3 separate regions of the Homo sapiens genome follow, and all the other regions are linked to region 3. A link is a contact called in ENCODE Hi-C or POLR2A ChIA-PET data. All regions are on one chromosome and are shown on one strand. Each heading gives the region's core, a stretch centred on a gene start or an enhancer-like site at or near the end of the contact. The rest is flanking DNA. Distances are from core to core; before and after follow the strand shown. Region 1 has its middle 130 kb from the start of TENT5C. Region 2 has its middle 89 kb from the start of TENT5C. Region 3 has its middle 69 kb from the start of TENT5C-DT.

Evidence for each region. A loop is a pair of places that touch in the nucleus more often than their neighbours do. ChIA-PET counts read pairs that join two places held with the same protein, here RNA polymerase II (POLR2A). Pooled maps may share reads with other maps.
Region 1: a map of HepG2 shows a loop between it and region 3 (2.1-fold over the local background). The contact joins two enhancer-like sites. A Hi-C loop is called at or near these places in 9 of 168 maps with a recorded cell type or tissue (GM11168, GM12878, GM13976 and 5 more), 1 of 37 single-sample maps with no recorded cell type and 8 of 50 pooled maps. POLR2A ChIA-PET finds 5 or more read pairs at or near these places in 2 of 52 experiments (PC-9 and RWPE1).
Region 2: a map with no recorded cell type shows a loop between it and region 3 (2.6-fold over the local background). The contact joins two enhancer-like sites. A Hi-C loop is called at or near these places in 2 of 168 maps with a recorded cell type or tissue (aorta and mucosa of descending colon), 3 of 37 single-sample maps with no recorded cell type and 1 of 50 pooled maps. POLR2A ChIA-PET finds 5 or more read pairs at or near these places in 5 of 52 experiments (OCI-LY7, RWPE1, activated CD4-positive, alpha-beta T cell and 1 more).

The regions. Positions count from the first base shown.
Region 1 is chr1:117,733,198-117,737,194 of GRCh38, forward strand. No RefSeq gene overlaps it. Among named protein-coding and RNA genes, the nearest start is that of TENT5C, 130 kb to the left of the region's middle. Within about 2 kb of position 2,019, at least 9 of the 41 ENCODE cell types and tissues checked have a DNase peak (open chromatin) inside an H3K27ac peak, as active enhancers do.
Region 2 is chr1:117,693,287-117,697,196 of GRCh38, forward strand. No RefSeq gene overlaps it. Among named protein-coding and RNA genes, the nearest start is that of TENT5C, 89 kb to the left of the region's middle. Within about 2 kb of position 2,630, at least 10 of the 41 ENCODE cell types and tissues checked have a DNase peak (open chromatin) inside an H3K27ac peak, as active enhancers do.
Region 3 is chr1:117,535,009-117,538,836 of GRCh38, forward strand. No RefSeq gene overlaps it. Among named protein-coding and RNA genes, the nearest start is that of TENT5C-DT, 69 kb to the right of the region's middle. RefSeq lists silencers at 68-137, 158-397. Within about 2 kb of position 2,468, at least 2 of the 41 ENCODE cell types and tissues checked have a DNase peak (open chromatin) inside an H3K27ac peak, as active enhancers do.

The sequences.
Region 1 (3,997 bases), core at 769-3,268, 200 kb after region 3:
GTTCCTCTGCAGCCACGACTCCTGTTAGGCAGCCCCTTTTCCATGGCACTAGTTTTCATGGGCTCAGCTAATACTCTTGCCTTCATTTGCCCATTCAGGCCTATGGGGTTAATAGCCCCTCCTGCTCCTCTCGTCCCTGGGCATCTCCTGTGACCCTGCCCAGATTTCTGTGAATAGTCCCTTCATTAAACTCTCATCGGTCTCCTTTGAGGGTGCCATCCCTTCCTGCCAGGCCTTGAATACAAGGACCGAGGACAGAAAGATAGTCCAGGCGCTGAGCAAGGTGAGATGCGTGGAGCCAGGGAGAGAGAGAACATGCACAAGGGGAAGGGATCAGCTGTAAAATCTGGCATGCTCTAACTCGAGAAGGAAGATTCTGCTGCTTCCCCGTGGCCTTGACCTCTCCTCACCATCAACTAGGGAGAATGTTCTGTTCTCTAGGGGCAGAGAAGGCCCAGATTCACACTGAGGTATAAGGAGGTCGCAGAAACCAAGCCTCCATAGTTCCACTGTACAGAGAGCTCGGGACACAGGTAATGGTAGGTCCTGCTCTTGGGCTCAAAGTGTTTTTAGAAGCCACTGACCTAGGCAAAGTTGCTCATTTTTCCAATAAAAAAATGGGCTACATATTCTTGCCAAGGACACAGCAACAAACCAACCATTGATAAGGGCAAGAAAAATCATTGATGAGACTAGTCACTCAATACATAAGTAGGTCTGCAGTTACAAGCCTATTTGATGCTGCCAGTTAGTAGCAATCCCTTCTGTTTATTCAGCATACCCTTTTAGGTTATGTCGAGTTCAGGGTCCCAGTTCTCTCATGTGCTGGGCAAGTCCTCTTCACCTCTGCTCATCCCCATTCCTTCCTTTACCAAGTGAGGAGCTTGAAGGCCATTTTGGTAACCTCACCCTGCTTGCCCTTGTTCTTTTCCCTGCATCCCCCAAATAAGCCCACTGGGCCAGTCCCTGGGCCAGGCCTGACAGTGTCTGGGTTTATGGTCTCTTCTTTCTCACCCTTGTGTCTCCCACACTGATGCCCACTGGGGCCGGCAGACCCAGCACCCAGGGGTTCTGACGTGAGCACTGCACCCCTTTGTCTTTCTGCCTCTCCTGCGTTGCAGCCAGCCAGACCCCAAATTGGTCCCCCTAGAGCAAGGCCTGTGTATTGGAATCAGGTAGACCTGATTTGTTCAAAGTTAACTCTGCCTCTGAGCCTCAGTCACCTGAGCAGTCAAGTGTAGGGCATCATAGCCGCCCCCAGGCTTGCTCTGGAGTGTCTAGCAAAATGTCTAGCATCCAGAAGGCAACTGATGAAGGAGAGGACCTCCTTTCCTTCATGCTGCGGGTCCTTCTGCTGTCTGGAAGCCTGAGTGCTAGGCCCTGCCCCTTGGATGAACATGCTGGTGAGCACAGTGATAGTGTCCTCACTGCACGATCTCTGGACCTCCCTGCCTCTCTCTCAGAGGATGACCACTGTACCTAGGTTAGGCTCATCCTCCACCCTGGCTCAAGCTTCCTTCCCCCTGTGCCTTCCTGTCTTCAACCTAAGCCTGCTGGAGTAACAATATCTTGGAGGCCCCAAATTCCACATTTCTTTGTTCACATGAGATAATGCAACTCTGCTTTGAGAGCTATAAAATGACTGCAAATATTTTGTAATCATTGATGACACAGGGTGGGATGCTTGATATTCTACAAAACTATATATATGGCATGTAAAGATGCAGTTTAATTCTGCATACATTTGACCTAGAGTTAATATACTAGCTATAATAATCTTCGAAGTCTAATAACAAATTATTTTATTGGACTATTTAGAATATTAAAAGATGTTTAGACAGGATTTGGATGGCCCAGTTCTCTTTAAAAAGCCATCCAAGGATGTTTGACCTGTTTTCATTTGATAAAATTTCCTAGCAGTGAAAAGACATTAAAAGTCATACCAGAGTCTCACATTAGAATTTGCTCCTGTGACTCCCTTTCAGGAGAGGAATTCAAACAGGGAGGGGCCAATGTGACGAGCAGCATTCCTCTTTCACTTTCATTTTGTGCTGTTTACTTTATAAAAGTTAGTGTCTACAGAGGCTAGGAGTTTGTCCGTGCTATTTTTATTCTTTTCTTTGTTTCCTGTATTTTAAAACATTAGGAATGCTATGTATTTTTAATAGTTGGTTGAGGTGTAATAATAAAACATACCTGTTTGATGAGTTTCAGCACATGAACACATCACCAAAACCATCACCATAATCAAAATAATGAACATATTCATCCCCCAGGCCCCCAATACCCACAAATTTCCTTGTTCCCCTTGGTAATACCTCCTTTTCACCCACCCTGACCCTCACATTTCAAACAACCACTGATCTGCTTTCTGTCACTATGTGTTATTTTGCATTTTCTAGAATTTTATGTGAATGGAAGCACACAGTGTGTACTCTTTTCTGTCTGGCTTCTTTCAGTTAGCCTAATTATTTTAAGATTCATTCCTGCTGTTGAATGTATCACAATGGTTTGTTCCTTTTTATTGCTGAAGAGTATCCCATTTTAGGAATATACCAGATTTGTTTCCAGTTTGGGGTTATTAAAGATTATTATAAATAAAGCTATGAACATCCACATATAAACCTTTATGTAGACTTTCTCTAGGGTAAATACCTAGGAATGGAATGGGTAGATCATGTGGTCAGTATATGTTTAACTCTTAAAAAGCCAAAATGTTTTCCAAAGTGACTGTACCATTTCACATTCCCACCAGCAATGTGTGAGAATTCCAGTTCCTCCATGTCTTTACCAACACGTGATATGGCCAGTGTTCTTAATTTTAAACATTCTGATAGGTACATAGTAGTGTCTTATTGTGGTTTTAATTTGCTTTCCCCTCATGGTGTGCAATAAAGTATCTTTTTATGTGCTTATTTGCTATCCATTATCTTTTTTGATAAAATACTTGTTCAAATCTTTTGCCTATTTTAAAAATTTTGTTTTCTTATTATTGAGTTTTAGAGTTCCTTTTATATCTGGATACAAGTCCTTTATTAGGTATGTGACTTTCAAATATTTTCTCCCAGTCTGTGGCTTTTTATTCTTTTAGTAGTGTCTTTTGAAGAGCAGACCTGACTGACTTTGACAAAGTCAGTTTCCTTTGTTGTTGTATCCAAGAAATCTTTGTCTAATCCAGTGTCACAAAGATTTTCCCCTAGATTTTCTTCTGGAAGTTACATAGTTTTAGATTTAGCTTTAGATCTTTTGGATCATTTAAATTTACATTATTTAGATCTTTATTATATATTTATATCTTTTAGACTTAGATCAGCTAGATCTTGAGTTAATTTTTGAATTAATTCTGAATATAGTGTGAGGTGTGGATTGAAGTTATTTGTTGTTTTATGTAGATATCCAATTGTTTCAGCACCATTTGTTGAAGAGATATTCTTTCTCCACTGAATTGTCTTTGCATTTTTTTGAAAATCAGTTGACCATATTTATTTGGATGTATTTCTGGATTCTCCATGGGATTCCATTGATCTATTTGTATATCTTGATGTCAATACCACATTGTCTTGATGACTGTAGCTTTATAATAAATCTTGAATCAGGAATGTAAGCCCTCCAATATTGTTCCCCTCTTCTTAAAATTGTTTTGGTTATCCTAGCTCATTTGTATTCTTATATAAATTTTATAATAAGCTCGTTAATTTTTACAAAAAAAGAAGCCTAATGGGATTTTGATTGAGATTATGTTAAATCTGTAGATCAATTTGCAGTGAATTGACATGTTAACAATATTGAATTTATTTAAAATACTTAAATAAAGAGAGAGATATAGCAGGCTCTTTCAATCTAGGAGCCTGGTATATCTCTCCATTTATTTAGGTATTTTAAATGTCTCTTTTCAACATTTTGTAGTTTTCAGAGTACACATATTGTTAAATCAGTCCCTAAGCATTTCATATTTTTATGCTAGTGTAAATGGTATTGTTTTAAATTTCCTTTATCA
Region 2 (3,910 bases), core at 1,380-3,879, 160 kb after region 3:
TAAGTTTTTCTATTCACACCTTTTTAATTTAAAAAATGTTAACTTGACATAGCAATGACTGTGTAAAATTGATATTCCATTTAGAACAAGATTTAAATCATTACACAGGTAGAATTTGTTCTGTTTTTTATTCACCATTAATAAACACCATTAATAAAAACCAATTTCTGGTTTCCTTCCCTTCCTTCCTTCCTTCCCTTCTCTCTTTCTGTCCCCTTCCTTCCTTCCTTTTTTCTTCCTTCCTTCCTTTCGTTTTTCTTCCTTTCTTTCTTCCTTCCTTCCTTCCTTTCTTTCTTCCTTCCTTTCTTCCTTCCTTCCTTTCTTTCTTCCTTTCTTTCTTTCTTTCTTTCTTTCTTTCTTTCTTTCTTTCTTTCTTTCCTTTCTTTCTTTCTCTTTCTCTCTTTCTTTCTTTCTTTTCTTTCTTTCTTTCTTCTTTTTCTGTCTCTCTTTTCTTTCTTCCTTTTCCCTTCCCTTTTCCCTTTCCTTTCCTTTCCTTTCTCAGAGTATTGCTCTGTTGCCCAGGCTGGAGTGGTGCAGTGGTGCAATGCAATCGGCTCACTGCAACCTCCACCTCCTGGGTTCCAGCAATTTTCTTGCCTCAGGCTCCCAAGTAGCTGGGACTATTGTGCCACCACGCCCAGCTAATTTTTGTATTTTTAGTAGAGACAGGGTTTCATCATGTTGGCCAGGATAGTCTCAAACTCCTGGCCTCAAGTGATCAGCCTGCCTCGTCCTCCCAAAGTGTAGGGATTACAGGCATGAGCCACCACGCCCAGCCAATTTCTGGTTTTCTTTCAAGCTCATGCAGATAACACATTTCTAACTCTAAATTAGATAATGTCTATAAGAGATCTAGCAAGCTCCTTTGTACAGAGTAGGTACTCAGCAAATACCAACTAAAATATAGTGATTATAAAAATAACTCACAGTGAATCATTTTTAGGCTTAACCCTTTCATTTAAGGCCCTTTGGAGCTCTTTAACGTCTTGATTCCTGAAATCCTTTATAAGAAACTTTTATTTAGCCCAGTGGGTCTCAAAGGCTTGAGGCAGGGCTTGACCAGTAATCAGAACCCTCCTGAAGGTATTTTTTCTGATTCCTTTCCCCACCTTTTCCTTTCACTCTTTTGAGAATCAACAAGAATTATGTTCTCTCTCAGGTGCTCCATGTGGAAAAATATATTGAGATCACTTAGCCTTGTCTTTTCTTTCTTTCTTTTTCTAAACGAGAAACACTTAAAACTATATGTTTATGATTTACCTGAGGAAAGGCTGTCTTTTTTTTTTTTTTTTTTTTTTTTTTGCCTCTTTCCTGCTGTCAGATAAAAGCAGAACTGGAGAGAAAAATTATGTTGCAGGCAACATAGTCAAAATAGTTCCAGAGCTGTGTTGCTAACCCAGCTTAAAGTTTCTCTTTGCCCCAGACTTTTTTTCTTCTAAGAAAAGCCTCTATTCTAAGAGACTTGCTCTTCTTAGAATAGCACCGGCAGACATAGAGCAGTTTACAGCTTGCCTTTTTATAAAGACAGCCCATTTTCAAGAGGAAGAATAAGGAAGGAAGGGTCTAAAGACAGTGTCTGGGCTCAGATCGCACATTCCTACCTCCTAGCTGTATGATCTCTCTCGGCCTCAGTTTTCCATCTGTAAATGGAGATAATACTAGCTTCTATTTTATAGGGTTATTAAGAATTTAAAAAGCACTTGGCACATAATAAATACTCAATATATATTAGTTCACATTATTTTATTTTTATTTGAGACAGAGTCCCGCTCTGTCACCTAGGCCAGCGGAGTGCAGTGGCACGATCATAGTTCACTGCAGCCTTGAACTCCTGGGCTCAAGCAATCCCCCCACCTCAGCCTTCCTAGTAGCTGGAATCACAGGCATGAGCCATCATGCTCAGCTAATTAATTTTTTTTTTTTTTTATAGAGACAGGGTCTCACTACGTTGCCAAGGCTAGTCTCAACTCAAACTCCTGGGCTCAAGCGATCTTCCCATCTCTGCCTCCAAAAATGCTGGGATTACAGGCATAAGCCAACACACCTGGCTGCTCTCATTATTTTTAATGGACATCTAATTATTGAAAACTTGCTATGTGCCAGCCACTGTGTGTGTACGTGTGTGCGTGTGTGTGCACATAGTATGTGTACAGATACCCACATACTATGTAATATTTATTTATTGTGAGTCTGCCCTAATCTTCATGGAGGAAGGTTCTTAGCCTGTTTTACTCACTGCTGTATTCTTGTACATGGAACAATGCCTGAGACATAGGAGGCATCCCAAAATATTATTATATTATATATATATATATATATATATATGTGCATATATACACATTTATATTCACACGCATACAGTTATATATACACACATATATCTATATATACACCCATATGATTACACACATACACATACATAATTAAAAATGCATTTTCTTGCCAGAAATCTTGATACTAAACTAGGAGTCCAATTAGCTAGCCAAGAGCAGATTATGAGAGATTTGGTTAGCACAATCCAATTTCAGGAAATATCTTAGTATATAAATCCTGAGGTTTCGAGAAGGTAGAGAAGAGGTTAACACAGCAACTCTGACGGAATCGAAGAGGAGGGAGTGGGAAGTTGTTTCCAGTGAGATGATGCTGAGGGAGGAAGAGAGACAGGGGAAGCTGCCAGACCAGAACTGGGGAATCTGGGTTGTTAGAGCGTTGGTGCTGATTGGCTGATTGGTGGCGGTCACAACCACCCTGATTCCTCCCTCCAGCGGGGCTGCCCTGGGTTCTCACAGAGTTTGTTTGGGAAGGGGGTGAAGGCGGGTTTGCACCCTTTGCTGGTCATTTCCAGGGCTTTCTCTGGACCCTGCATCTAGTGAAGCAGTAGCTGCTTCTCTCTAGCCATCCAAAAGTTGCTTTTCTGTTTACGTCAGTTTGCTCTGTTTCCCAGAGCTCTGGGAATTGCTTTAAATGACAATTTCTGGACATTGTAAGTCCTTTGCTGAGTCACTGCTGAAGAACTTTCCGGCAAAGTAGTCTGAGACTCCACTGACTAAGGCAACAGGCTACAGCACTAGAGCCCTAGCAACAGGCCTAAACTAAACAGAAATGGATTTTGAGGCTGCTAAGTGCTTAACATGGGGGAGAAAAATCCCAGGTATCCCTGACAGCTGAGCCACCCACTCTCAATCTGGAACAGCCTTCCCCCATGTCCTTTATTCCCAGGAGTCACAGGCTGCAGAGACCTCCAGCTGCAGGGCTCCCCTAATGCTCTCAGTTTCTCCTGGGGCTTCCAGGAGAGCAGAACCCCCACTGGCCTGCCCATCCACTTCTCCATCCTGGTGTCCCTGGAGACAGTCTAAGCATAAATGCTCAAACCAAAGAATGTGAGGGGCTGGCATGGATCACTTAATGTGCTATCTGCTCTTTGGAGAAATGGCAGAGATCCACATAAAATGTAGCTTAGCAATCACATACTAAGCCAGTAGATATCTAATAATGTTAGTCCGGCTCATTTGGGAATTTTTGAGGCTTAGGAGTATTCAGCATAATTCCATTTGTTTAGCAAATTGATGATGTAGAAAGAGAGATTCCTATCCACTTAAACAGTAAACTACTTTGGCAGCAAGCTTTCATACAACAACAATTATAAGCAAATTACAAATGGTTTTATCTATTTGGCAATGGTGAGCCTTTAAAATGAGCTCATTTATGTAAGCATTCATTCATTAAAAACATAGTGAGAGCTTGCTATGTGGAAAGCTGCTAGGCAAGTGGAGAAGGCTGATCTCCATTAGAAGGAATGAGTATTTACTTTGCTGCACATAATGTTGGGTGCTTTTCCAATCTTAGCATTTAATCTTTGCAACAACTTTGTGAGGTAGGCATGGCAAAGACTGGTATTTGTTCCCCCATA
Region 3 (3,828 bases), core at 1,218-3,717:
ATAAGATGCAAAAGTGAATGTTACTTAAAAAGAGGTTAAGGGACTCCCCTGGGAATAGCTTTCAAAAATACTTATCACTCATCAAAACTTCGAATGACTCAAAATGAATTTGGTGTGGGCTCAGCATTTTGAAGCAGTTCAGCAGTAAGAGTCTAGAAATTTTTGCCACTAGAGGGCAGTAGTATGTTTCTCCCCTCCCTCTCCTCCCTCTCCTCCCTCTCCTCCGTCTCCCCTCTCCCCTGTCCGCTCTCCCCTCTCTCCCTCGCCTCTCCCTCCCTCCCATTGTTAGCTGATTGAAGCCTGGGAGGCTGGAGATACAGTGAAACACCTTGCTTAAGTTTGTCAATACACCCTGCCTCTGACTGACGGTAGGATGCCAAGGTTCTTGGTTGTTCAGGCAAGCCTACTATACCAGCAGCCTGCTGGGGCCTCCACTGGAACCAAGTCAGTGATGAAACGTTCTACAAACAGAAGACTAAAAAGACTTTCCCCTTTCCTTTAAAACGTGACTGCCTTCTTTTAAAGACATTGAGCTAATAGTTAAGAGTTATTAGAAGATGAAAAATGTAATCTCGTGACAGAAGAGAATCCTAGAAAAATTCCGATTTGAACCCTATGAATAATTTTAGCTCATGTAGAACAATAGGTGTGTTGTGGAATAGTTTATTTCCTGACATAAATTGTAGTTGTCCATAGTTGTTAGGACATAACTCTGCCTAAGTCCTTTTGAAATTATTTTTCTTTAAACATTTATTGAATATATATGTACCAAAAACTGTGTGAGGCACTGGAGATCCAGAGCCAACCATGACATCGAACCTCTGGAGCCTCCAAGCCGGAAGAGGATGATGGGCAAGCCGAAGGTTATGTTTTGCTAGTAAAGGTGTGTACCAAATGCCACTAGAGTGTAGAAGGAAGATGAGTCAGGGAACAGGGGAAGTGAGTTTACCTAATTTAAGGGTGAGGTTTGGGGGCTGGAATTGAACCTTTTGAAGTAGGGAAGAGCTACGTGGTGATGAAGAGAGAGTGGTGAGAAATTTGTAACTTGAGCTTTCAGAGAGGAATTACCCATTTGAAATTTGAGCAATGAGAAATTTGTAGGTTGTGATAGGAGTCTAGCTGCAACAAATGAGGGAAAGACATTCTAGGAAAAGGAGTCATTGACGCACGAAGGCAAGGAGGGCACTGCAGTTTACAGCACCCAGTCCTTCTGGGCAGGGCTGCCAAAGGGTTACCACAATGCACGACCCATTCAAAGAAGAGCAAGAGGCTGGAGCAGAATGAGCTAGGGGAAGGTAGAAGAGGAGACCAGCAAAGTAACAGGGTCCCATCTTGGAAGACCCTGTGTAGTCCCTTGTCAAGAGTTTGACTTTTGGCCAGGCGCAGTGGCTCACGCCTGTAATCCCAGCACTTTGGAGGCTGAGTGGGAGGATCACTTGAGCCCAGCAGTTCGAGAACAGCCTGGGCAACACGACAAAACCCTGTCACTACTAAAACTACAAAAAAATTAGCCAGGTGTAATGCACACCTGGAGTCTCAGCTACTGGGGAGGCTGAGGTGGGAGAAGCCTGGGAGGTCAAGGCTGTAGTGAGCCTTGATCGTGCCACTGCACTCCAGCCTGGGCGACAGAGTGAGACCCTGTCTCAGAAAAAAAAATTTTTGACTTTTACACCAAGTAAAATAGAAGCCCCAGGAGACTGAGCACAGTTGTGACATGATCTGCTCTGTTTTCAAAGGGTCACTCTGGCTTCTGTGTGGAAAACAGATGGTAGGGGAGCCATGATGGGAGAAGGGACACCAGTTTGGAGGCTACTGAAATAATTCAGGTGAGGAATGCTGGTGACTCAGACCAGTGATGAGGGAGAACAACTATGGTCTATATTTTGAAGGTAAAGTTGACGCAATTGATTATGGGCATGAAAAAGAAAAGGTTTGACTCCAGTGTGTTTGATCTGAGCTATTGGAAGAATGCAGTGACCATTTTTGAATGGAGAAGATTAAGATCTAGGAGGGGTGCAATGATGAATTTGTTCTTGAACATGTTAAATTTTCATTTCTTATTAAACATCTGCCTGTTTACTGAGAGTAAGTAGTTAACTATGTGAACCTGGAATTCAGGAGAGGTCTGGGCTGGAGATACAAATTTGGACATTTGTCAAGGTATATATAGCCTGTAGACTTGAGATCCCTTAGGGTAAGCCACTTAGAGGTTGAGAAAAGAAATCACCCAAGGGCTGAGCCCTGAGGCCATCCAGTGTTTAGAGGTCTGTGGGATAAGAAGGGAGCAGAGAAGACCAGAGAGAGCCAAGGGACTCGGGGGGAAACCCCAGAAACCAAGGAGAAGGGAGTGAGCCACTGATGGATTAAGTAAAATGAGTCCTGAGAATTGGATTGGGTTTGGCAACATGGTGATGATTGGTGATCTTGACAAAAACTGTTCTGTAGAATAAGGGGGCAGAAGCCAGCTCAGAGGAAGTTCAAGAGGAAATGGAAGAAGAGGTAGAGACAATGAGTGTAAACAACCCTTTATAGGAGTTTCACTTGCGATGAGGAGCATAAAAACAGGTGGTAGCCAGGCATTAGAGATAGAGGATCAAGAAGAGATTTTCTTTTGGAGGGCAATATTACAATCTGTTTCTCTTCTGATGGGAATACTCCCTCAGAGAGGAAAAGTTTGGTATTGCAGGAGAGAGGATAATTGCAGGAACCATGTCCTTAGGTAGGCGGTAGGCGTGGCCTCGCCGGAGTGTTTGGACAGTTCCCTCATTGTAACCGGAGGGAAGCTGAGCACCGGGAAGAGAAGCAGGTAGTACGAGGAGCAGCACAGGGGAGTCCTCTTCTGATTGCTTCTATTTTCTCAACGAAATAGGAAGTAAGATTATTAAGAGTGGGAATAGGGGAGAAGATGTTGGCATTTAAGGCAAAAGAACTTGAGAAAAAGGATAAGAAATAGTTTTATAGGAAAGTGGCAGTCTGAAGGATAGGGAAACTGCCTGTTTTATTTTCTGTCAAACTGGACTAATAATGTTACCTGTGGACTCTCTACCAACCCCCCCGACTGAGGACAACTTGAAAAGCCAAATAAATCTTAAAACGAGGCTTAGTGCAGTAGCTCACACCTGTAATCCCAGCACTTTGGGAGGCCGAGGCAAGCGTATCACCTGAGGTCAGGAGTTCAAGACCAGCCTGACCAACATGACAAAACCCCATTTCTACTAAAAATACAAAATTAGCACGGCATGGTGGCACGCGCCTGTAATCCCAGCTATTTGGGAGGCTGAGGCAGGAGAATTGCTTGAACCCAGGAGGCAGAGGTTGCAGTGAGCCAAGATTGCACGACTGCACTCTAGCCTGGGCAACAAGAGCAAAACTGTATCTCAAAAAGAAAAAAAAAAAAGAAAAAGAAAGAAAAAGAAAAAAAATCTTAAAAAGAAAAATCTTTTAAAAGCATTGAAGAACCAAAAGCCTAGTGAAGGATGACCAGACCAAAATCTAGGAGGAATGAACCCAAAGAAGTAAACTGCCCAGCATTCCAGGCTACCTTGACCTGAAGGCGTTTGTTAATAAGGAAGAAACATCCAGGACACTGAGTTCCTCAACTGTGCCTGGAGGGGAGCATCGAAATCAGCCACCCACCTGCACTCCCAGTCCTTTTAGGCTCACCTTCAATTCATATGTCTATGGGATGCTCTAGGAAGAGGAACAAGGCAGAGCCTCTGCCTTATAATCTGCTGGGTTTGAGGAAGGAGAAGCCAGGCAGTTGTCCCTGGAGATTGGGTTGTTTGTTTTATCTTATCCGCCTTAGGAAGCAGAAAGCAGTATGGTAAA